3 separate regions of the Homo sapiens genome follow, and regions 1 and 3 are each linked to region 2. Evidence: chromatin loops called from intact Hi-C (ENCODE). Cell type or tissue: heart right ventricle. All regions are shown on one strand. Region 1 overlaps ACVR2B (activin A receptor type 2B). Region 2 overlaps ACAA1 (acetyl-CoA acyltransferase 1). Region 3 overlaps OXSR1 (oxidative stress responsive kinase 1).

Region 1 (8,000 bases), 350 kb after region 2:
ACTGGTCAGGAGGCCATGCATTTTCCTTTCACAGGTGTCAGAGCCTAGGCCACCTGGTGCAGGATGACCAGAGCTGTGGCTGGGCACTGCCATTCTGATTGGGTGACATTTCGGACCCTTAGGTGCTACCTGGATCCTTGAGATTCGTTGCTTGCTCCTGCCCCTGGAAGAAGCATCCTGTCACTTCAGGGAGTTGCAGAAAGGGGTTGGGTTTGACAGGAGAATGGCCGCTCCAGTGGTGGGGGGCTTCTTTCACCTGACAGCCAGTCAGTATCCTTCTCTCTGGGGTATACCCTGGGAAATCAAGCTCTTTCCTCATGAAGGCCAACAGTAGGGGTGGAGATGAGCGTGAGGATGTCCTTAGGCTACGCTAGTGTTCAGGGTACTTTGCCCTCCCCCAGGGTCAGGGCAGGGTTCGTGTTCTTTCCTACTCCAGTCAGCCTTTCAGGCTGATGGCGAAGTAGGGCTCTTGGCTGCTGGTGGGCTGGCTGTCTGGTGGGATTGACTCTGACCCCTCCCTCCTTCCTGGGATGGGAATAGTGGTAGGAGAAGACCAGCCAGGAGTGGTGCCAGGTCACTGGCCTATGTGGGCCCAAAAAGTGTGGATAGGATGGCTGGATGCTTGGTGCAACTATCCTCTCGGGTGTCTGTGTGGGGTTCTGGCAGTGAGGTTGTAAATGCCACCACCTGCCTCCATTGTGGGCGGCCTATAATGGGGTGCTGGCAGAGCTCTCAGACAGAACCGAACCTCCTTTGGCATCTCCATACTCTTTCCTATGTCAGGGCTATGTGGTTCCTGCGGGTAGTGGGAGTAGACTGGGGCTGGGACTGGAGGTTGTTTTGTAGGGGATGGTGAGGAAGATGGATTTGGGGAATGTTTGAAATCAAGTTTGAAGGAAAGTGTTTGAATGGGCAGGTGGGGGTTGAAGTCGTTGTCCACCTGGATGGCACTTCCTGCAGCAGGTGGAAGGGGGTTCAGAAGTGATGGGGAGTGCCCTGGGGTCATCAGGAGCCTAGCCAGGAGAATGATCTGTGATTGCAGGTTAAGCCACCAGCTAGCTCTCCTCTGCCTGAGGCATGTATTCCCCTTGGTGACTCTGGGAGGCTTACCCTGTACACGCAGGCCTCATTCCTTAAGTTCTCCAGCCCTGCCGAGCACCAGGTGTGGTTGCTGGGTGTAGAAAGGACACTTACAGGGTCCTTTCCATTCCGTATGGGCAGGGAGTTGTGGAGGACCCACTGGCATGGTCTCCCTGGGGAACTGTTGTGAGAAGGGGGCTTGGGGGCAGAGACAGGAGCAGCAGGAAGCCACTCCCCTTTGTAGTTTTCCCAGGTGGTCCTTGAGATCTTTATCACAATCACCTGAGACAGACAGGGGTGATTAAAAGCACATATTCTGCCCCCATTCCCATTGGGATGGGTCTGGATTGGGCCTGGAAATACGTATTTGAATGAACACTGCTCCCCTTTCCCACACCTGCAACATACAGTGATTCCGATGTGCACTGGGGTTTTAAGGGGGCCTCTTCATCGGTTTCTGCTGCAGCAGGGAAGTAGCCCCCACCCCCACGCAGGAGCCTCAGGTGTTGGTGCCCTTTCTGTGCATCTGGACTCTGTCTGTCTGGCTGTTTATCCATCCTTCTGTGGCATTAGGTTTCCTGCCTCCTCCCTTTTGCTTAGGCCTAGGGGCAGCTGTGATGGGCTGCAGAATGAGGTGGGGGCTGGTGCCAGCTGGCACACGTAAATTAAGAGGTGTGGGACGGATGGGTGGCCTACGTCCAGGGGTGAGTGCAGGAGGTTGGTGACCCCAACCCACCACCCGGCCTCCCTCCCTCAGGGTGGCCTGGCACCCAGGACTGGGAGTAGGGGTTTGGGTGGTGGTCCCAGGGGCATGCTCAGTGGTTCTCTTTTCTCTGGGGCACAGGCTCTGGGCGTGGGGAGGCTGAGACACGGGAGTGCATCTACTACAACGCCAACTGGGAGCTGGAGCGCACCAACCAGAGCGGCCTGGAGCGCTGCGAAGGCGAGCAGGACAAGCGGCTGCACTGCTACGCCTCCTGGCGCAACAGCTCTGGCACCATCGAGCTCGTGAAGAAGGGCTGCTGGCTAGATGACTTCAACTGCTACGATAGGTACCCCAAGACTTGCCCTCCTTTCCTCTTGGACCCACCTGCGCTTATACTGCCCACTGGGCCATTTGGGTCTCAGGATGTCTGAGTGGGAGATAAAGGACCAAGAAGGGGCTCTTGAGATGGTAGCCATGGCCCCACGCCCTTCCACACCCTATTTGTCCTACCTTAGCCCTGAGGAGGGGTCTCAGTGTCAACCCCTGGCTGTTCTTCCTTGGCTTTGGGTCTCCTGTAGGGGAGGTGAGTTCACACCGTCCCCCTGGTGTTGCCCATGAGGTGCTCTGTCTGTGAGGAGGGGTTGGCAGGGCAGGCCTGGGGGAGTCTTGCATCCCCCAGGTGAGGGGTATATGGAAAATTCTGTGCCTCCAGGCAGGAGTGTGTGGCCACTGAGGAGAACCCCCAGGTGTACTTCTGCTGCTGTGAAGGCAACTTCTGCAACGAACGCTTCACTCATTTGCCAGAGGCTGGGGGCCCGGAAGGTAAGGGGGCAGTGTGGAAGTGGGGCCTTGAGTCAGCCGACCTGGGCTTCTTTGGCTTGGAGCGCTTGGCTCCTCAGTTGGGTGGGGTGTGGCTACAGGGCCCTGTAGTCTGGCTCTGGAAGTGTGAGGGTGGGCAGACTGTTTGACACAGGGCTCTGTGTGTCCCCCAGTCACGTACGAGCCACCCCCGACAGCCCCCACCCTGCTCACGGTGCTGGCCTACTCACTGCTGCCCATCGGGGGCCTTTCCCTCATCGTCCTGCTGGCCTTTTGGATGTACCGGCATCGCAAGCCCCCCTACGGTCATGTGGACATCCATGAGGTGAGACAGTGCTGGCTTGGGGCAGGGCAGGATAGAGGTGGGGAGGACAGGCCAGACCTTTTTAAGCCTTGCTCTCCCCCAGGACCCTGGGCCTCCACCACCATCCCCTCTGGTGGGCCTGAAGCCACTGCAGCTGCTGGAGATCAAGGCTCGGGGGCGCTTTGGCTGTGTCTGGAAGGCCCAGCTCATGAATGACTTTGTAGCTGTCAAGATCTTCCCACTCCAGGTGAGTGTTTGAGGGGCTCCATCCAGGTCCTCTGCCTCCACTGTAGCTTGAACTGGAGGCTCTCCTGACCTGGGGCAATCCAAACCCCAAATAATATTGTGGTATGAGAGAAAAGTGAGCCTTACTGGGCCTAGTTACTCATGTTACACTTGGCTGGTCTGTAGATTTCATGCAACTATGGAATTTTATCATAGGACTAGGGTAGGGCTTTGCAAAACCTTGATTTGCCCCGGTTACCAGGGTTTTGTTTTTGACATTGGGTTCTTTCCAGCGGCCCTGGACACCAGGTCTGGCTCTGCCTCATTTGTTGGGTGATACGGGGTCACTCACACCCCATGCATGGACCTTAGTGGCCCCATTTGTAAATCGAAGTGCTAGCCTTAAGTGATCTCAGGGATCACTGTTGGCCTCATGCTCTGGGGCCTAGCTTAATACAGGTCTTCTCCTGGTCCCCTTACAAATGCTGAAGCTGGGAGGCTGGGGGGTGGGGATTGGGCTGGGAGGCTTGAGGGTGGGGAATGGGGAATGGTTGTTCTGCTGTAGGGCAATGTGACTGCAGCAGGGCTAAGCCAGCCACTTGTCCCCCCAACCCCTCGCCCCCGGCCTCAGGACAAGCAGTCGTGGCAGAGTGAACGGGAGATCTTCAGCACACCTGGCATGAAGCACGAGAACCTGCTACAGTTCATTGCTGCCGAGAAGCGAGGCTCCAACCTCGAAGTAGAGCTGTGGCTCATCACGGCCTTCCATGACAAGGTGAGCCACACCCATCAGAATGGACTCTGAGAGGAGATGGAATGTCCCCTTGGTGGCTCTCCATAATATGATGACCCCTTCCCTGTGGAGGTGTCCACCATGAAGTACTCTGCCCCGGTAGCACTATCCACTATGGGGTTACTCCTGCCATAGGTGTGGACATTGGTTCCCCTATGATAGGAACCTCTCACCCTGGGATAAGTTTTTATGATAAGAGTAGTGACTCCATGATTCCCACCCCTAGCCCTCCCTGCCTCCTGGCCTCATCCATCTTCCATATCGATTGTAGTAGCCTTCCAGGAGAGCAGCCTAGCCATTGGCCCACTGAGACTTCTCTGCCAGGGCTGGGCTGGGTCCTGTCCTGTACCCAGAATCTGTGCTCAAGTTCTGTGCTGTCTTCTCTCAGGGCTCCCTCACGGATTACCTCAAGGGGAACATCATCACATGGAACGAACTGTGTCATGTAGCAGAGACGATGTCACGAGGCCTCTCATACCTGCATGAGGATGTGCCCTGGTGCCGTGGCGAGGGCCACAAGCCGTCTATTGCCCACAGGTACCTGGGTCAGCAGGTGCCTTTCCTGCACTTGACCTGGAGCTGTGGGAAGGGTTGGTGGGCGAGAGCAGTGTCTGGAGATGTCTCAACTTCCTAAACATACTTACCCTGCTTGCTGTGTGTCCGAGGCAGCTGGGCACAAAACCTGGCCTTCCCACTGTGTCCTGGGGATGGCATGGCCTCCCAAGCTGGTTTTTGGTGCCCTCTAATGGCCACATGAAGTGCTGACTCCATTACTTTGGTTGGAGAGTTGGCTCAGTAGTTCTCAAATTTTCTAGTTTAGGATCCCTTTATACTCTTAAAATGACTTTTGTGTAAGTGGATTATGACTATTGATATTTGCTGTATTTGAGCACACCCACACATCCCATTCGCTGTCAGAGTGAGGACATCACATCTCATGTAGCCTCGGGAAAACTCTATGCTCCTAAGAGAATGAGCCTTATAAAAGCAAATAAATGAAAATAATTTTGACTTTATAGATTCCCTTGGAACAGTCTTAGAGATCTTCTGGGGTCCTCGAACCACCCTTTAAGAAACTCTGGATGAGCTCATCACTGTCATGCTTACTAAATGGCAGGCAGTGCTCTAAACACTTGAGAAGTATCAATTCATTTGACCTTCATTACCGCCCATTGAGACAAGTACTGTATTTCTCAGCTCTGTCTTGCAGATGGAGGAACAGTAGTACAGAGAAGTTGAATGACTTAGCCAAGGTCTTGTAGCTAGTTGAGTCTGGTTCTGTGACTGTGAGGGAGGGGAATGAACCTCAAATTCCAGCGTTCAAAGCTGAAGGGTCCCTGATGGTAATAACAGTAATGACATAGAAGGTAGACTGTATGAAATTGCCGTTTTTATAGGTCAAAAGGTTGAATGTTGTCTCTGCTATATGGCTCAACTTAATAGGAATACCTAGTAAGTATGCCAGGTGTGGCCCTAAACATTTGCACTTACCACTCAGTCGAATCCTCACAAGGCTGAGACAGGCACTGGGGAAACTGAGTACCACAAGTAGCTTTGCTTAGTTAGAGGTGGAGCTGGGTGCATGCAATAGCACCCTTGCTCCAGCCGGCCTTCATGGTGAGCTTGAGACCCTAAGGGGTCTCTGCAGGATCCTAGGAAAGCTAATATTAAATTCCTATTCTCATTCACATTCCAAATGCTGTAAATTCTTCTCAGAAAACTTGCATCCCAGGCCAGTGTGCCTGTCCACAACCCCTCTGAGAATATATGGGCTGGCCTTTGATAGTGTGGGGACTGGGACAGGGTCTGCCCAGCCATTAGGGTAGGTGTTGCTTTGCCAACCCTGGGGGAAGCCTTCCATCTGAAGTGCACTGAGGGATTCTCACACCCATGTCGGCGCCTGCAGCTGCCTGCTTGTGCTGCTTCACCTCTGCACCCCAGGTAGGGTGGGATGGCCTGGTCTGGGGCCTGACTCTAGGGCACAGACTCTAGTATCTTGGGAACCAAGGTGGGAGTTGGATCATGATGTTAAGCTTTATCTCTGCCCACTTGTTTCCACAGGGACTTTAAAAGTAAGAATGTATTGCTGAAGAGCGACCTCACAGCCGTGCTGGCTGACTTTGGCTTGGCTGTTCGATTTGAGCCAGGGAAACCTCCAGGGGACACCCACGGACAGGTAACAGGCCTCACAGGGCAGGAAGAGAGGGACAGACCCAGGGTAGATACTTTGCCCTTTTTGTGCTCAGCTGGGGAGGTGCAGGGATGAGGGTGACTGCATGCGTTCAGAGCTGTCTGAGAACTTAGAGCAATGCTCTTGTTTGACCAGTGGAGAAACCAAGACCAGGAAGGCAGTGTAGTTTAGCTTCCGTAGGACAGTCAGCTGGGAAATGTAGAGATTCCCCACTGGGGTTTTGACCACTAGTCCTTGCAATCTTAGTCTTTCTCTCACTTTTTTAGTTTTAATTCCTAAGACAAAACAAAGAAATGTACTAAGGATCCAAACAAAGAACCTGGAAAAAGTAACTAAAAATTAAACTTAGGAAATCATTCCTAAAACAATCACTGTTATTATTTTTTAAGTGTTCTCCTTCCCTCTTTGTTTTTGGTCTTAATCTCAGTCAGATACATATCATCTGTAGTTCCTTGTATTAATTTGGTAACAATTCCATTTTAGATTACTATTATCTCCAGGATATAGTATTTAAAAATTATTAGCCAAGTATAATTGATGCTGTGACCTCTTGTAACTGTTGTGAATGTGGTGAATCGAGGTTTGCTATCATTGATAACCTGTCTGAATTGCTCTGTCTTGCCCGCCATCTGGTGCACAGAGGCTGTAACTCCCATGTCCCAGCTGTGTGTGTATGGCCAGTCACTGTAAATCCTGCCCTCCTCTGTCCTCACATAGGTAGGCACGAGACGGTACATGGCTCCTGAGGTGCTCGAGGGAGCCATCAACTTCCAGAGAGATGCCTTCCTGCGCATTGACATGTATGCCATGGGGTTGGTGCTGTGGGAGCTTGTGTCTCGCTGCAAGGCTGCAGACGGTAAGTAGGATGGCAGCCCTGGGCATCCTAGATTGAGTGATAGGGAGCAGTGGGACCTTAGAGTGATCCTGCCAGGCTCTCTCTTTCTCCTAGGACCCGTGGATGAGTACATGCTGCCCTTTGAGGAAGAGATTGGCCAGCACCCTTCGTTGGAGGAGCTGCAGGAGGTGGTGGTGCACAAGAAGATGAGGCCCACCATTAAAGATCACTGGTTGAAACACCCGGTAAGGGGCCTGGTTCAGGCAACTTTGCAGGGGGGTGGAGAAGGGAAAACCCTTCATGTGTAGCAGGTAAGCTGAAATCAAGGGGGAATGGGCAAATAGAAAGTCTGCGACGTTCCCTGGACTCTAGGGATGTGTTCCAGGGGTTATGGGGAGTGAGGTAGGATGATGTCCTTCTCCTGATCCCCACTTTGACTGAACTGCTACATTTTGGGCACTTGTATGGTTTGGGCTTCCAATAAGATTTTGTTTGAATATCAGCACTTCAAGGCAAGTAGTGGTGTCTATCCTAGTAGGGGCCTTGGTGTCTCCTTCTCCCTCCTGTGTATGTTGAGGTTCAATGAACCTTTCCTAGGGCTGTGGAGTGAGGCCAGTAAGCTCAGAAAGATGACTGCCATGAAGGCAGGCATGCTGATTCCTGAAGTTTTCCCCAGGCCTCTGCTGGTGGACCTGCTGCTGTGGTTGGGGCTGGTGGGCTCTGCCTGATCCTTGGGAATATCAAGTTTACTGTCCCCCAAAGCTTTTCCTCACTGAAGGGTCCTAACAAAGGTGTCTTTCCTGTCTGCCCTATGCTGCTTAGGGCCTGGCCCAGCTTTGTGTGACCATCGAGGAGTGCTGGGACCATGATGCAGAGGCTCGCTTGTCCGCGGGCTGTGTGGAGGAGCGGGTGTCCCTGATTCGGAGGTCGGTCAACGGCACTACCTCGGACTGTCTCGTTTCCCTGGTGACCTCTGTCACCAATGTGGACCTGCCCCCTAAAGAGTCAAGCATCTAAGCCCAGGACATGAGTGTCTGTCCAGACTCA
Region 2 (8,000 bases):
TGTCCAGTCCCCAAACCGCAGCCAGAAAATAACAGAGGGGGAAACTGAGGCCTAGCTAGGGCAAAGTCAGGGTGAACAGACAGTAATAGAACCTGGAAGTACTACCAACTCACAGTGGCCCTGACACTTCCTACTTCCCACCCCCAACCTGGGTGGCACAAGGCCTGGAAAGCACTCACTGCCCAGCAGTAACCACGAAATGGTGCCACTTCAGACCACTTAGATAGACTCAAAACCTCACTCTCCAGCCCTTTAAACATTCCTCCCCAATCAGCACTCACTTCTGCTGGGAAGCCAGGGCAAAGGTATCCTGCTTCTCCCGTGAAATGCCAAACCGCTCAGCCACATTCTCAGAGGTTATCCTAGAACACAAACAGCAGATAGTGTGGGCATTGGTCTGACAGCCTAGAGGAAGGGACCAGGCTGTAGAGCTGTGCTTGGAACTTTGGGTTCCCAAGGCTGTAGGCAGGACAGGATGTAAGGGCCAGTCCATGCCACAGACAGTAGTGATGACTCAGGATATGGTACAGCCTGCCCTGAAAGTGGATATAAAGGCACAGATAGGGAAGTCAGCAATGCTGGCCAGATCCTGAGAAGCTCATACACCAAAGAGACTTTCTTCAAGAGAGGGCAGCCTGCATGGGGGCAGTTGCAGAAAGGAGTTTGTTCCCTGGGTGAGCTGCCTCAGCGCAGGGTAGAAAAGGAGCAGGGGAGGGCCTGGGTGGGGGCACTAGTTGGCTACTCCTGGCCAGCTTCTCCTATGCCTCAAGGAAGACTGCTGCAATGTAGGGAGATGAGGACTCCCAAATCTCCTCTGGAAAGGCCAAACCTAAGCTTCCTGGTCACCTTGGCTGGGGTCTATGCTTATCCTGAGAACCTAGAGCCACAGCTAGGCCTTCCAGCCTGGGCTTCTGGCTTTATAGGCTTCCCTTGGAGATACAGTATGTGAAAGAAGCCATGGCACTGCCCCTCTCCAAGCCTCAGTCTCCTCATATGTCTAGTGGATCCAGGACTCCTGGCCCAAAGACCCTGGGGATGGCCCAGAGGCTCAGAGAAGCTAAAGTGTTCCATACAAATGCCACATACTTTTCTTTTTTTCTTTTTTGAGACAGAGTCTCCCTCTGTCACCCAGGCTGGAGTGCAGTGGCACGATCTCAGCTCACTGCAACCTCTGCCTCCTGGGTTCATGCCATTTTCCTGCCTCAGCCTCCCAAGTAGCTGGGACTACAGGCGCTCACCACCGCGCCCGGCTAATTTTTTGTATTTTCAGTAGAGACAGGGTTTCACTGTGTTAGCCAGGATGGTCTCGATCTCCTGACCTTGTGATCCACCCATCTCGGCCTCCCAAAGTGCTGGGATTACAGGCATGAGCCATCGCACCCGGCCAAATGCCACATACTTTTCTTGTTGCACCTGACAGGGCCCAATTCCCCTCACCAGCATGTTCTGTCGTCACAAGCTTCCCACTGCCTTCTCAACTTTCTAGGCCCCCAAGGCTTTGGAGTGGAGCTACCATTGTCCTTCCTATGACTGAGCACCTCAGTGTGGGAGTGACAAGGTGGGCGATGTTTGGAAACTCGGGGGCACAGAGAGGACCTGGGGCCTTCAGGAAATGGAAGTCAAGGGCAACATCAAGTCTCATCCCCAAAGTCCCTGCGGAGCAGACCATGCCCAAAGGAAGGAGGCCAAGGCTTGGCACCACCAGCCACAGAGATGATAAAAGTTCCTTGGCTCCCTGCCCCAGGCAGAGAGGGCACAAGCACACAGAGCTATGGGAGCACTCACCCCATAGGAATCAGGCAATCTCTGGCCTTCTCCTTCTCCATCAAGCGCGAAGTAATATTTCCAGGGTTCCCTCTGTCAGCCAGGGACATGGACTCCACCCTGGGGAGGAGGAAGAGGAGGAGAAGGTAAGGTGAACTGGGCCCTAGCAGGACTCCTCCAGAGATAGCTGAACACTTGGCAAGTGCTAGGAAATAGCCAGGGAGCCCTAGGAAGACCAGTGGGCCTCTGGGAGTCACAGGCAGGGCACTTGGCCAGCAAGGCCCAGCCACGAGTACTGAGCCCTGTCTCTATTTCGACCCCCACCCCAGGACAGAGCACTGCACAATAAACACTCCTGGGGGCAGGGCTATGCTTCCCTATACACTGCTAAATCAGCCAACTGGCAATTCCAGAGAAAAGCCTTCTGCTGTCAGCCACAGAGGAGGAAACACATCCACAAGCCAGGGCCTGCCCTCAGGGCCCACAAATTCAGAAGGGAGAAGAGACAATTTGAAAGTAACCACAGGCCGGCTGTGGTGGCTCACGCCTGTAATCCCAGCACTTTGGGAGGCCAAGGCGGGCAGATCATGAGGCTAACATGGTGAAACCCCGCCTCTACTAAAAATACAAAACATTAGCCGGGCATGGTGGCAGGCGCCAGGGTGGGAGGCTGAGGCAGGAGAATGGCGTAAACCCAGGAGGCGGAACTTGCAGTGAGATGAGATCGTGTCACTGCACTCCAGCCTGGGCGACAGAGCGAGACTCTGTCTCAAAAACATAAATAAATAAAATAAAAATAAAAGTAACCACAAAGCTGAGCTCAAAGGGCATTCAGACCTGCATAGACAAGGAAGTGCTACGAGCTGAGAGGAAGGAGACGGCAGTGTAGTGTGGTCAAAAAAGGGCTTTGAGGCCATGGGGGACCCTAACACCTCAAGGGATGATAACAGATAACCTTGACTGAGTGCTTTTCACGTGCCCAGCACTATTCTGAATTCTTTTGAGATATTAGAGTGCTTCAGTGTCAGTCACATGACAGACAAATACTCCACAGTGTAAACTGTTGCTATTACTCCATTTATTCTTCTCAACTTCAACAGAGCTGAGCTAGGTATCCCCATTTTATAGATCAGGAGACTGAGGTCTAGAGAGACTGTATAACTTATCCATGGTGACCCAGCCTGGATCCACATTTAGGTAGTCTGGTCCCAGAGCCCACTTCCAACTAGAGTGCCCTGTGTTAAATACTTGCTGATCAAAGTCTATGGAGAACAGTCAGCCTGTGATGTGGGTGTCAGGCCTGGCCCAGATCTTAATATCCTAGTACCATCATCCTTAACCTGCTTGGGAATCAGATACTCTCTAAGAAACTCATAAAAGCTCCAGCCCTTCTCAAGTTATCCATGCCACCTCTCACCCAGTAAGATAGAAGAGCATGAGAGAAATCAAACGGCAGTGGCCTTTGCCCAGCCAAAGTCCTTGCAGAGTGGTCTTTGGCTTTATTTACAACTGTAGACATAGGTCATTACAACTCAGTGACAGCTGCCACAGCCCTGGGACAGGGGCCAGCAATGCGTCCTCTCAAGAAATACCCTAAAGAGGATGTGAAAGGCAGCGGAGGCATGTCAGAACCCTGGGGCTGCTCACCTCCCCCAGCCTGCCAAAGACCTTACTCCCCTGCCCTCCCAGCACCAGATGCCCACCCAAGCCTGGGCACCTGTGCCCTGACCTTCCCTGGAGGCACTGCCAAATACAACTTCTGCAGCTCCATTTGCTGCAGCCAATGATGGAGCCACAGTCTAGGTGAAGGTGACAGTGACCAAACCACCACAGATCTAATTATGTCCCTCATAGCCCATAAGCAGCTGGAAGTTTCCACACTGGTTCCAAGGTGGGGAGACAAAGGGACAGACAGCCTAGTAAAATGAACAAACTAGTTATACAGTAGGCGCTGTCCCTGGCTTTAGGGAACCCAAACTGCAACTTCTCTCTCAGCAGCATCATGAATCAACAAGGGCCCCCAAAGGAAACCCAAATGCTGGATTTTCTCAAAATGTTTTCCCACCTTTTCCAGCCTGAAAGATTTCCAAGAAAGTAAGCTTTTAGAGGCCAATTCCCCTCCCCTGCTAGTGCTGAGAGGTGTGAGTGATTCCTGAGCAGCCAGAGTTGGTAGCCACTCTTAACCTGCATTTGTGAGAACCCACTCGTGGCCAGCTGCCTAAAGGGGATGGGGGGAATCCTGAAATCATGGCCTCTGAGAACTCAGATGAAAATTAGTTTTATTGTCACAAGTTGGTTAATAAGCTCCGGCAGAAAAAAATTCTTACCCACAGGCCATGCCAATGTCATAAGACCCATTTCTGATGCCACCTGTAACAAAAGCATTTCATAAACATCCTTTGCCAGAGTCCACCTGTTCTGGAAGCAGTGGAGCCTCTTCCCCACCTGGTCTCTAGATGGGACTCAGCCCCAGCCTCAGAAATGGAAGACCCAGGAGTGTTCAGAAAAGGCTTTGGGCAGTGGTAGGGGGCGCTCCTGCACTCTTTCTGTGGTTAGAGTCCTCAGAAATGGTAATTATTGCTTGCCCGGCAGACAGCGACTTTGCTGACCCAAACCCACAGGTCCAGGACCAAGGCACCCACCCAGTCATAACTTACCTGCTATGCTGGCCACTGCCTGTAGCCCCGACGAACACTGTCTATTGACAGTGGACAAAGGCACAGTCTCCGGGATGTCACTGAAACAGAAGGTGAGAAAGTAGAATCAGCCCCCAATTCCATGCCAGGCTCTCATGGAAAGCAGTCCTATGCTTCTAACTGCCCCCCTCAAGGGATGTAAAGGGCAGGGGAACAAACCCAGCAGCTCTGCTCCCATGCCAGGCCAGATCCATGGAATGGGGGTGAGCAGCTACTGGGCAGACCCCATCTCTGCAGGCACTTGCTCCCCAGGGCCCCACAAGCACATTCCCTTCTACTCCTATGAGAATCTTCAATCAAAGACCAAGCACAGCCCAAAGGCAAGGGAAGCCTGTTTGGGCCACAGGGATCCTTCTCTCTCTCTCCCTTTGAAGATTCAGAAATGAAAACTGTGTATCTCTGTTTCCCCCAAAAAACAGAGAAAAGGAACTGCTGCTGGGACAGAGCACCAGAGCAAAAGAAATGCCTAAAGTCTGAGGCCAGGGACCACTCGGCCTTACCAGTAATCATATAGCTAACCCTGCATGTTCCCATGGACTCTTGAAAGCCTGATCCCACCTAGACGAAGCACTCTGATGGGCATCATATATTCTAACATCCATTGCTCTGGTAGGTTCCCCAAGACTCTCATACTGGTCTTAGCCCTGGAAGCTAGTAGGGCTTCCCCTCCTGATGTAACCTGCCTTGGCCAACAGTACAAAGCCCTAGGGAAATTTCCAGACCTCCTCAGACCCACAGACTCAGAATCTGAGGGAGTGGAAGCATCCTGGTGATTCTGGTGTGTAGCCAGAGTTGGGAACCTCTGAACTAGTGCCCAGGCCAGGCTCTGCAGAGACTCTCTCAGGGGGATAGCCTCCTGTGCAGCCTGTTTGACCCTTCCAGGGTCCCTTAACTCCCTAGCAGGTAGTTACCATTCCTTCACTCAATCCACCAAGTGTTCACTAAATACCTACTTACCACAAGGCATCACCTGAGGGATGCTGCGATGCTTATAACACTGTGCCCTAGAGGATGCCCAACCAACACACAGAAAATGAATCAACTATCAGAGACTGAAATAATAGGGCAAGAGGGCAAACCACATCACAAGGAAGTATATGGCTACTGCTGGAGAGGAAGGGGCTCTCAATTTCAGCCTGAGAGCCTGGATAACTCATGCCAAAATGGTGAGACTGTGTTTAGGCAGGGTTTGTCTTTCTGTCTAGGGCAGAAAGAGGAGGTAGGGCTAGCACTTCAAGGAGACAGAATGACCATATCAGGGAAGACAGTAGGCCCACAGCCGGCTGAACGAAGAAAAGTCAAGGTGAGTAAGCAGCTAGGAGATGAGGCTGGAAGGTAAGTCTGGAGCCAGATTGTAGGGGGCCTTGAACTACAGGCTGGGCAGTCTAAACCTCTCCCAGTTCCTAGAGGGTTGTTTTCCTGTTCCTTCACTAGCTAATGTTCCTATTTATTTATTTATGCATCTAGAAGTACAAAGCCAAGCAGTTCTTAAATCTACACATGAAAATAATTTAAGCACTCTTTACCCTGCAGGCGCTTAAAGGAAAGTTGACCAGGTCTCCTCCTGAGGGTCCTCCTTCCCCATGGTTCTGCCCTATCCCAAAGTCTCTGCTAGTGGGATATGACTGGAGTTCTCAGCTCAACTAGTAAAAAGGCTGAAAGTCACTTTTCAGCATTCTTACTTGATTACTCACCTGACAAATGAGGACAGAGTCCACACTCACAAAAGGCAAATGACAACCTGGCTTTGGCTAAAAATCAAGCTACAGAGAACTTCTGCTCCAGTCCCAAAGGTTTTGTGTATCGTGGCTCAGCACTTCAAAGTAGGGGAGAGGTTGAGTCCACAAGAGCAGGGAGCCAAGGACTCTCGTTGCCTCATTCTGGTGTCCAACCTTATCCTCCCCAACCTGCACACTGAGTTTCCTGGGGCCTGGGCCCAGTAAAGTGTCAAAATGGCCAACCCATGGCTAGAACTAGAAAAGTTTACCTCAGAAACTGGGCGATTCGGGCCATGATTGCCCCGGCCCCAGGCTGCAGCACATTTCCTGTGGACAACAAACTTTCATTCAGTGCCAGGCGGTGGTGTTCTGGGCACTAAAGTATAGCTGTGAAAACCAGAGATGAGGCATTCCAGATCTTTCTTCGGGACACTAGCCCTTGGCAGGCTCACTTGCAACTCTGGAACATCAGGGTTTGGGGCAGGGAGAGCCAGCCATACAACAGCTTGTCCTGGTCATCCACCAGCTCCTGTCCCTGAGGGTCCCACGCTCACTTGCCCATGCACCCAGCTTTTCCAAATCAGCACAGATGGGCAGGTTGTCTGCCCTTAAAAGTGAAATGGGAGTTTCTGAAAATGCACATCTCCCCAGGTATCCTCCTGTGAGCCCTGCTGTCACCCCAGAGAGGTGGAACAGTGATTGCCGACCTAGGGGTGGCATCCGCTGGATAAGACTCTTGCCATATCATATTGCTGTATTTCAAGGTGAGGGGTGGAATAGAGGGCTGGACTGAAGATTGTGGGGAAAAGAAAGATCAGATTGTTACCGTGTGTATGTAGAAAAGGAAGACATAAGAAACTCCATGTTGATCTGTACAAAGAAAAATTGTTTCTGCTTTGAGATGCTGTTAATCTGTAACTTTAGCCCCAACTCTGTGCTCACAAAAACATGTGCTATATTGAATCAAGGTTTAAGGGATTTAGGGCTGTGCAGGATGTGCCTTGTCAACATATGTTTGCAGACAGTATGCTTGGTAAAAGTCATCGTCATTCTCCATTCTCTATTAACCAGGGACATGATGCACTGTGGAAAGCCGCAGGGACCTCTGCCCAAGAAAGCCTGGGTATTTGTCCAAGGTTTCCCCCCACTGAGACAGCCTGAGATATGGCCTCGTGGGAAGGGAAAGACCTTACTGTCCCCCAGCCCGACACCTGTAAAGGGTCTGTGCTGAGGAGGATTAGTAAAAGAGGAAGGCCTCTATTTCCCGCACATCCCTGGGAACGGAATGTCTCGGTGTAAAGCCGACTATTGGTTCTATTTACTGAGATAGGAGAAAACCGCCCTGTGGCTGGAAGCGAAATATGCTGGCAGCAATACTGCTCTGTTACTCTTTGCTACACTGAGATGTCTGGGTAAAGAGAAACAAAAATCTAGCCTACATGCACATCTCAGCACAGTACCTTCCCTTGAACTTATTTATGATGCAGATTCCTTTACTCACATGTTTTCCTGCTGACCTTCTCCCCACCATCACCCTGTTCACCCCGTTTTGCCTGAAGAGGGCCTGCCCCTCCACACCTGTGGGTATTTCTCGCAAGGTGGAGACGAGAAACTGAGAAAAGAAATGACACAGAGACAAAGTATAGAGGAAGAAAAGTGGGCCCAGGGGACTGGTGCTCAGCAATTGAGGACCTACACCAGCACTGGTCTCTGAGTTCCCTCAGTATTTATTGATCACTATCTCTACTATCTTGGCAAGAGGGATGTGGCATTATATACCATTACTATAAGGTAATGGTGGGGAGGGGGTCAACAGGAAAAA
Region 3 (8,000 bases), 110 kb after region 2:
TTGGTGTGAATTCAAGCTTTGTAAAGTATGTGTGTGAATGTGTGTGTGCGTGTATGTATATACGTGTGTCTGTACTTGCATATATTTCTCAGCTTTGTCCACTGAATGGCCTGAAAGCAAAGAAACCCCAATAATGACATGCCTTGTATCCAGATAATGGTCTCTAATACCATTCCCCACTAAAGGGAAGCAGAGCTCCTTTGAGAAATGGTTGATTCCAGGGCTTGGGCAGGGAAAATATAAGGGGAATCTTGAATATTATGTTCCTTTGCCAGAAGGAAAAGATACTTAAAAAAAAAAAAAACAACTCATAAGGACACAAGCGCCAGCTCGAAGTTACTCCTACTGGCAAAATCTGGGACAATTTAACCACCAAAATAAAGTGCAATAATTAATTTTAAACAATTTAGAAAATAGCTATCTATGAGTCTATACCAATAACAAATACATATATAAACAAATGGGGGAAAAGGAATGGTTCTTCATTGCGGTAGGCTACCAAGTGCTGACCAGTAAATATGGACGAGTGTTGGAGATGGAAAATCATCATTTTACAATCATCGTCGCAAGGATAGGATTAGGCAGGAATCATCAATGAAGCTAAATATAGGGGGAAGTTTTGATAAGCAGGATATTTTCAAGGTCTTAAAGTGTGCCCCCACATATTACCTATTCACCACAAGGGAAAAAAATAAGGTTTTTTTATACTGGAGAAGTAGGAAAATTCCTTGACTAGGTGATTAAAATTAACATCACCAATGAGGGGCAGATGAACATGGGATACAGTAAGAAGGACACGTCAGTATGTAGAATTCCAAGTGGGAATTCATGTAAATATAATAATAAGGAAACATTAGATAAACCCCATGTATGTGGTGGGAGTGGAGGGACTGTATTCTCCAAAAATGTTGATGTTCCAGATTTTAAAAATCTAAGAAACGTGAAAACTACCTGCAATACATGATCCTAGACTGCATTTTATACTGGAGGAAAAACAAAAGGCTACAAAGGACATTAGTGTTGACATTTACGCTATAAATTAGATAAAAGTATTATATCATGTTAAATTTAATGAGAACTATAGTGTGAAGTTATATAAGAAAATATCTCATTCTTAGGAAATGTACACTCTGATTATTAAGTGGTAAACAGCCATGATATATGCAACTTATTCTCAAATGGTGTAGGAAAAATATATTTAGAAAGAGAAAGTGAGCACCCAAATGATAAAGCAGATGAGGGGAAAAAAGGTTAATAATAAATGAATTGGGGTAAAGAGTATACTTACGTTCTTGTATTGTTATTCTAGCACCTTTTCTGTAAGTTTGAAATTATTTACAAAAGTTTTTTTTTCTTGTAGTCTGGATGAATTCATTATTTACAAAGTTGTTTGTTTTTTTTTTTAAAAAAAAGGTTTTGGGTTGGTCACTTACTTGGTATGCTACATTAGCTATTACCTGAACTTTGATTACTCCTTAATGAAATGGTGATAAAAGTGTTAAAAAAAAAAAACCATCAATTGATCTTTGACATATTCTGACTAAGTCCATCATTGTCAGAATTTACCATAAATTGTTATTCGTTTAGAGGTAAGTTTTTTGGTAAACTACAGTGCCTGTATCCAGAATTACTGCTAACTTTTATTATTTACCAAATAAACAGCTTAAATTTTCATATGGCAGATTGTAATTGGTCATTTCCTAATAAATGTGGTTTACACCAGATATTTGAGACCTCACCTCAAGTATCAGTTTATTTCCACTACCTTTATTTTTGCTAGTGGTCCATGCTTTATTTTTGGACCACCCGTGTTTCTTTAGATACCAGATTCCCAAATATCCAACACCAAGAATAAGGGTAGTAGACTCTTTACATGCAGCTTTCAGATCATTTTTGGCTCAAGAGTTTTCTCCATTAAAGCTTGTAAACAGAATTACTCTGCTTTGAGAATGTGTTGGATAATTAGCTTAAAAGTTTAGGTTTGGTCTGGGATCTTATATACATAATATGTTCACGATTAGTAGAAAGAATTTTACTTTGGAGAATGTGACAGTCCCATTATGTATGCTTATAAAGCTCACAATTTTAAAATACGGAATTTTAAAATTGATAAGTACATTGATGTATTTGTTACAGGCTACCTGGACAAAAAATACAATACTATCATGACAGTTATTTTTTCCAGAAAACTTTCAGTAGACTTGCTGGTGAGTTAATATATGGATCAGAATTAAATGGAGTTGATTTGCATTTAACATCACTTGCAGTTTGGGACTGACTACAAGTAACCTGAGTTGTGAGTTAACAATCATCCTTTTTGTATTTCGTTTAGTCTCCCCGAGTGAAAGAATCAATATCAAATTCTGAGGTAAGTAATTGTGATTATTGAATCCTTGTTAAAGTAAATGTGCTTTTGTTTTGGTTTCAATTCGAAGTGCTTTTGTTTGTGCATATGTATGCTTAAATGGGAATGCAACTTTATACCAATCGAATTTTAAAAGTTGGCGTAAGGGCTCAGAATGTTCTTCCTTGCCTCTTTGATTTTGTGAATTTTTTATTTTTATTTTTGGCTTGGGCTGCTGGAAGTGAAAAGTTATTTATTTATTTATTTATTTATTTATTTATTTATTTATTTATTTTGAGACAGGGTCTTACTCTGTCACCCATGCTGGAGTGCAGTGGTGTGATCACGGCTCACTGCAGCCTTGACCTCCTGGGGCTCAAGTGATCCTTCCACCTCAGCCTCCTGGGTAGGTGGAACCACAGGCACACACCACCATGCCTAATTTTTGTATTTTTTTTAGAGATAGGGTCTCACCATGTTGCCCTGGCTGGTCTCAAGCTCCTGGGCTCAGGCAGTCTCCCTGCCTTGGCCTCCCAAAGTGCTGTAATTACAGGCATGTGCCAATGTGCCCTGCTGAAAAGTAGTGTTTTTGCATTAATTTGTTTGCGAATTTGTCAAATGCCACCTGTCCTTTTTGAATTCTTTCTTTCAGCCTCAGCCTCTTCTCTTGTGAAATAAATTCTATTTTCCGTGGTTACTGTGTCAGTATGATAGGAAATCTTGTTAAACAGATTCTTATTGGGCTGGTTTTCCCTATTCTCATTACCGGAGAAAGACAATCATTTCTGTGGTCTGTTCTGTCATACAGTCTTATTTCCGGCAGCATCTTCATTCTGAGCTCAGTATTTGGTTTTAACACATCTCTTACTCTTAAACCAATTCTATTCTTGCCTCTTTGCTAAAAAGTAACCTTTGTTTTTTCATTTATTTTGTATATAAAGTACATTTGTGTATGTGATTATGTACATTTGTTTACATAGAACTGTATTAAGAGTAAAAACAAATACTGTTCCTTCACATATTAACAGGCCGATATCTGTTAACTTGTATTAGAACTGTTGTTCACTTATATGTGTGGCTCCTCTTCTTGGTAGGGGAATTGCGTTTTCCTGCCCCTTGAAATTACATATGCCATGTCAGTTACTCTGGCCAGTGGCATGTTAGCAGAAGTGAGAACCACTCATGATTCCCCTTGTCTCCTTATTCCTGCTACCATGACCTGCATTCCTGAGTGAGGATGATACCGAGCTTGTTAGCCCCCGCTGGCGAGAGATAGACTTGAAGTGTGTCCAATAAACAACTGTTGTTTTAATCCACTGACACTTCAGGATTATTTGTTACTTCTAATTTAACCTATGTTGACTGATACTTGATTTCTCAGAAATTGAATGAGAGGCTATTTTACAGATTATCTAGTTTTTATTTTTAGTCTTCTCCTTGTTCCTTTGCCTAAATATCATCTCCACATGAACTCTTGCATACTCATATTCTCATGCTCATTACTTTGTTTTTAAATTTGCGATAAAATTCACATAATGTAAAATTTACCATCCTAATCATTTTCAAGTATATAGTCCAGTGGTATTAAGTATATTCACACTGTAGTACAACCATCACTACCATCCATCTTCAGAACTATTTTATCTTCCCATACTAAAACTCTGGCTATTAAACAGTAACTGCATTCTCCCCAGTCGCTGGCAACCACCATTCTATTTTCTGTCTATGAATTTGCCTACTCTAGGTACCTCATATAAGTGGAATTATACAGTATTTGTCATTTTGTGACCGGCCTATTTCACTTAGCATAATGTTCTCAGGTTCGTCAGTGTTGTAGCATATGTCAGAATGTCCTTACTTTTTAAGGGTCAGTAATATTCCTCTGTGTGTGTGTGTGTGTGTGTGTGTGTGTGCGTGCGCATGTACCACATTTTATTCATCTGTCAGTGGACACTTGGTTTGCTTCTACCTTTTAGCTGTGGTCAATTATGCCATTGTCAACATAGGTGTACAAGTATCTCTTTGAGACCCTGCTTTCAATTCTTTGGGGTGTATACCTAGAAGTGGAATTGCTGGGTGTATGGTACTTCTATTTGTAATTTTTTGAGGGACCATCATACTGTTTTCCATAGAGGCTGCACCATTTTACGTGCTCATCAACGAGGGTTCCAATTTCTGTGCATCCTCTCATTACTTTTAAAAATATATCCTTTCCATCTTTACTATAGATAAATGTAAGTACATACAATTTGGAAGCTAATAGTCTTTTGAAATAGTATTAATAATTAACATTTTCAAAAGTAGTCTTAAAGGCCTACTTTTTTGTAAAAATCTAGAACCAATGAGTAATTTATGACTTCTTATGTATGAAGTTAAATGAACACAAAATTTTATTCCTTGTCTCCTTGATTTTGCTTATGTAATATCACCTATTCAGCCTGTACTATTACTCTTTGAATTTTTTCTCTTTCAACTTTACATTTTGGCTATTGCATCGTTTTTTCTCCCCCAGTAACTGCATAATTTTGAATATGTTTAACTTGTTTTTATACTCAGTATCAGTCATTTCCCCCAAACTACATAATTAAAATTTATGAACTATTTCAGACATACAAAATAACATATATAAAATATCTTTTTTTAGTTTTAAAGCATCACATTCACTTTTAAAATGCATTTCAGATATGTTAAGGAATTATTGGTTGATTGTCTTTGTAAGAAATACAAAGTCCTCATGCATGGAAAAATATAGCTTCTGTAATTTTGTATTACATACTTAAATCTGTATTTTGGAGGTGCTGTTTTGCTGGGCAAAGGAATGGAATAGATTTTGTTAAAGATAAATATAATGCAAACTGAAGACAGACACAAAAGACTATATATTATATGATTCCATTTATATGAAATATCCAGAAAAGCAAATTTATAGAAATTAGGATCAGTTGTTGCCTATGGCTGGGTGTGGAAGCAGGAACTAACTATAGGCATGAGAGGACTTTTTGGGGGTGATGGAAGTGTTCTAAAACGATTGTGGTGATGGTTGCACAATTCTATATATGGTACAAAAATCGCCAAATTGTACAGTTACAGTGGGTAAATGTAGAGAAATATAAATTATACCTCACAGAGTTGTTAAAAGTTTAAAAGCCTAGAAATATTTGACTTCCGTTTGGAATAGATATATTCGGAGTAGACACAAAACCTGTACACTACCCAAAAACTACTTTGAAAATATCACCCTGAAAGGCTGAACTTGCTGTCAGCAGACCTGCCTCCCTTTCCACACAACTTAAGCAACACTGTGTGTGTTTTTGTTACAGCTCTTTCCAACAACTGATCCTGTGGGTACTTTGCTCCAAGTTCCAGAACAGATCTCTGCTCATCTACCTCAGCCAGCTGGGCAGATTGCTACACAGCCAACTCAAGTCTCTCTCCCACCCACCGCAGAGCCAGCAAAAACAGCTCAGGTAAAGCCGGGGATATGGTTTCATGGTCACTCCTTTGGATAGATGAAAAGAGCAGATATTAACGTGGAATATAACCTAATGTAATCAGGTTAATGTCTTGGTAGATTTTGAAACAAGTTAGAAATTCTGTCTTCACATTTTTAAGCATGTACAGGTAAGAGAATTTTACAAGGATCACATGCAGGTTTTTAAGCAACAGAATAAGTTAATGATGGAAATATTTCAAACATCAAAAATTTTGGGCTAATTTCTTGTCAGCTTTGTATTAGATAATTACATTTAACTTCAGAATGCAGCTCATGAAGTTCAACAGAGACTAGGAGAATCGATGGCTGTACTGTTTTTGTTGTTGTTGTTCACTCAGGCTTATACTTTTTATTAATACTCTTTGTTTTCTGTGGTTTTTCTCTATTACTCTTTTTAAGTTATTTGTCAATTTTGTGAGGGTTGGTTTGTTAAGTCCGGGTATTATAATCTGTAAATCATTTATCCAGGTGCACACAAACTTTATTAAATCATACTTCATTGAGAGCAGCCAAGTGAATGAAGGCCCCGTAGTGGGCTGCTACATGCTGTGTAACTCCTTCTCTCCCTTCAATAAACCTCAGACACTGCATACAACATGTGGCCCTATGGTACATGGTTAAAGTAAGACTTTCAACGTCCATTTATTAAATATTAGAAGTTCCATTTTCTTGTCTAACGTTTTAGATGAAAAGAAATATAAATTAAAGGTCTGATTTTTTTTTTTTTCTTTTGCACCCCAGTAGATCATCTCGTGTTCTGCCTTTGGAGATCACTGCTTTGAGCATTTCCAATTAGTCATGGCACTTACTTCATTTAACTTTGCATCCCTCAAGCTTTCCATTTCTGCTTGGCATATGGGAAAAGATACAGTTGTCTTAGGAAAATTGATGGAAAAATTAGATTCATTTTATAAACAACTTAAATCGAATGCATGTCCTCCCATAAGCAAGCGCTGTACAATTTTCAGAGAGGATTAGTTTAGCCATAAAAAGACTGGAACCTATGTATGGGTTGGATGGATTTCTGAAGGGCAGCTGGTTCAGGGTCTACCTTTTGTACTGCCATATGGTGCACTGGCAGATTTTTTAAAAATGAGAAACCTAGCTTTGTGTTTTTCAGTCTTGTAGAGGGGAACAGGGGTCTCAGAAATATAAAATGTAAATGTGGCTATATGTGAAATTTCATCTGGGCTTGAGAGTTTTCTTTCTCATTGTGTTGGACTTAAACTGACATTCAGCTTTTGTTGCTGCCTTGGAGTGCATGTCCTCCTCCAGCAGGGAATGTCCTGGGGATTAGTATGACCTCAGCTGGAGATGAAGAAAATTGCTGCCAAGTAAATGATTCCTCTGCCAGTGACCATTAGTCACCTCCCCACTTAATGTTTCAGGCAATGACTGTATACCTTTCAATGCTTTTTAGGCTTTGTCTTCAGGATCAGGTTCACAAGAAACCAAGATCCCAATCAGTCTAGTACTAAGATTAAGGTAAGTAGACATTTTTTGTTTTGTTTTCTTTTGTTTTCTGAATATTCTGCATGTGCTGTAATAGTCTGTGCCTGAGAGTAACTGGATAGGATTGTATGTCCTCCAGCATCAAGCTCTGTTTGCTTGGTGGTGTATTATTTTTCCCCAGAAATAATAGCAACAGTGTGAGGACCTGCATGTTAGCAGGTGTTGTGACTAACTGATGCACATGTTCTCTCAGTTGTTTCTGTGCTAATTGGTGATGAGTTTGTGTATTTACAGTGTAGCTAGTTTGGGTTAGGAGGTGTAGCCTGTAATTGAGGAACAGTTTTTAGGGGAGCAGCACTAACTGGCTTATCTGAAGATCAGTCTTATAATTGTGACGAGGTAAACTCTGAGATCAACTAACCCAAGAGGGGAGCACTTTTTGATTGTGGTAGATCAAATAAAGGCCTTGTTTTTAGAAGGTTAAAAGGAAACTTCTAAATGTTTTTGTAGTCTGTTTCTGTTTTGCAGCAAGTACCCTAAATTGGTGGTTCTTGGTGGGAACATATAGAGAGGTCCTGACAGATTGCTCAGCAGGAAGTGCCATAGGTAGCAGTCTGTTCATTTTAACTCCCTGCCCCGCCCCCCCCGCCCCTAGCACTAGTAGCTGGATTCAAATTCCAGAGCTTTCTTGTCAGAATCACTATGGCTGTT

Evidence for each region. A loop is a pair of places that touch in the nucleus more often than their neighbours do. Peaks named below come from ENCODE experiments on the same cell type or tissue, not always from the same donor. Only the 100,000 strongest peaks of a DNase experiment are listed, where the experiment ranks them.
Region 1: a loop joins it to region 2, with 2.8 times the contacts of the local background. A loop is called at or near these places in 34 of 110 quality-filtered maps.
Region 3: it touches region 2 in a loop (2.1-fold over the local background); 35 of 110 quality-filtered maps call a loop at or near these places.

The regions. Positions count from the first base shown.
Region 1 is chr3:38,475,363-38,483,362 of GRCh38, forward strand. ACVR2B (activin A receptor type 2B) reads left to right here. Exons shown (of 11, transcript NM_001106.4): 2 at 1,925-2,132; 3 at 2,499-2,608; 4 at 2,779-2,930; 5 at 3,013-3,156; 6 at 3,766-3,909; 7 at 4,316-4,464; 8 at 5,989-6,103; 9 at 6,836-6,974; 10 at 7,068-7,198; 11 at 7,776-8,000. The coding sequence ends at 7,970. Among named protein-coding and RNA genes, the nearest start is that of EXOG, 17 kb to the right of the region's middle. RefSeq lists an enhancer at 1,190-1,689. In heart right ventricle, CTCF peaks have their summits at 4,667 (motif pointing left) and 4,876; a DNase peak (open chromatin) is centred at 4,629.
Region 2 is chr3:38,127,505-38,135,504 of GRCh38, forward strand. ACAA1 (acetyl-CoA acyltransferase 1) reads right to left here. Exons shown (of 12, transcript NM_001607.4): 3 at 6,448-6,505; 4 at 4,422-4,501; 5 at 4,092-4,134; 6 at 1,786-1,884; 7 at 282-362. Among named protein-coding and RNA genes, the nearest start is that of ACAA1, 5.6 kb to the right of the region's middle. In heart right ventricle, a CTCF peak has its summit at 4,298; a DNase peak (open chromatin) is centred at 4,297; H3K4me3 peaks cover 126 bases; H3K27ac peaks cover 4,826 bases.
Region 3 is chr3:38,240,411-38,248,410 of GRCh38, forward strand. OXSR1 (oxidative stress responsive kinase 1) reads left to right here. Exons shown (of 18, transcript NM_005109.3): 12 at 2,333-2,368; 13 at 5,665-5,811; 14 at 7,258-7,322. Among named protein-coding and RNA genes, the nearest start is that of SLC22A13, 21 kb to the right of the region's middle. In heart right ventricle, no CTCF peak of the experiment used is centred here; no DNase peak of the experiment used is centred here.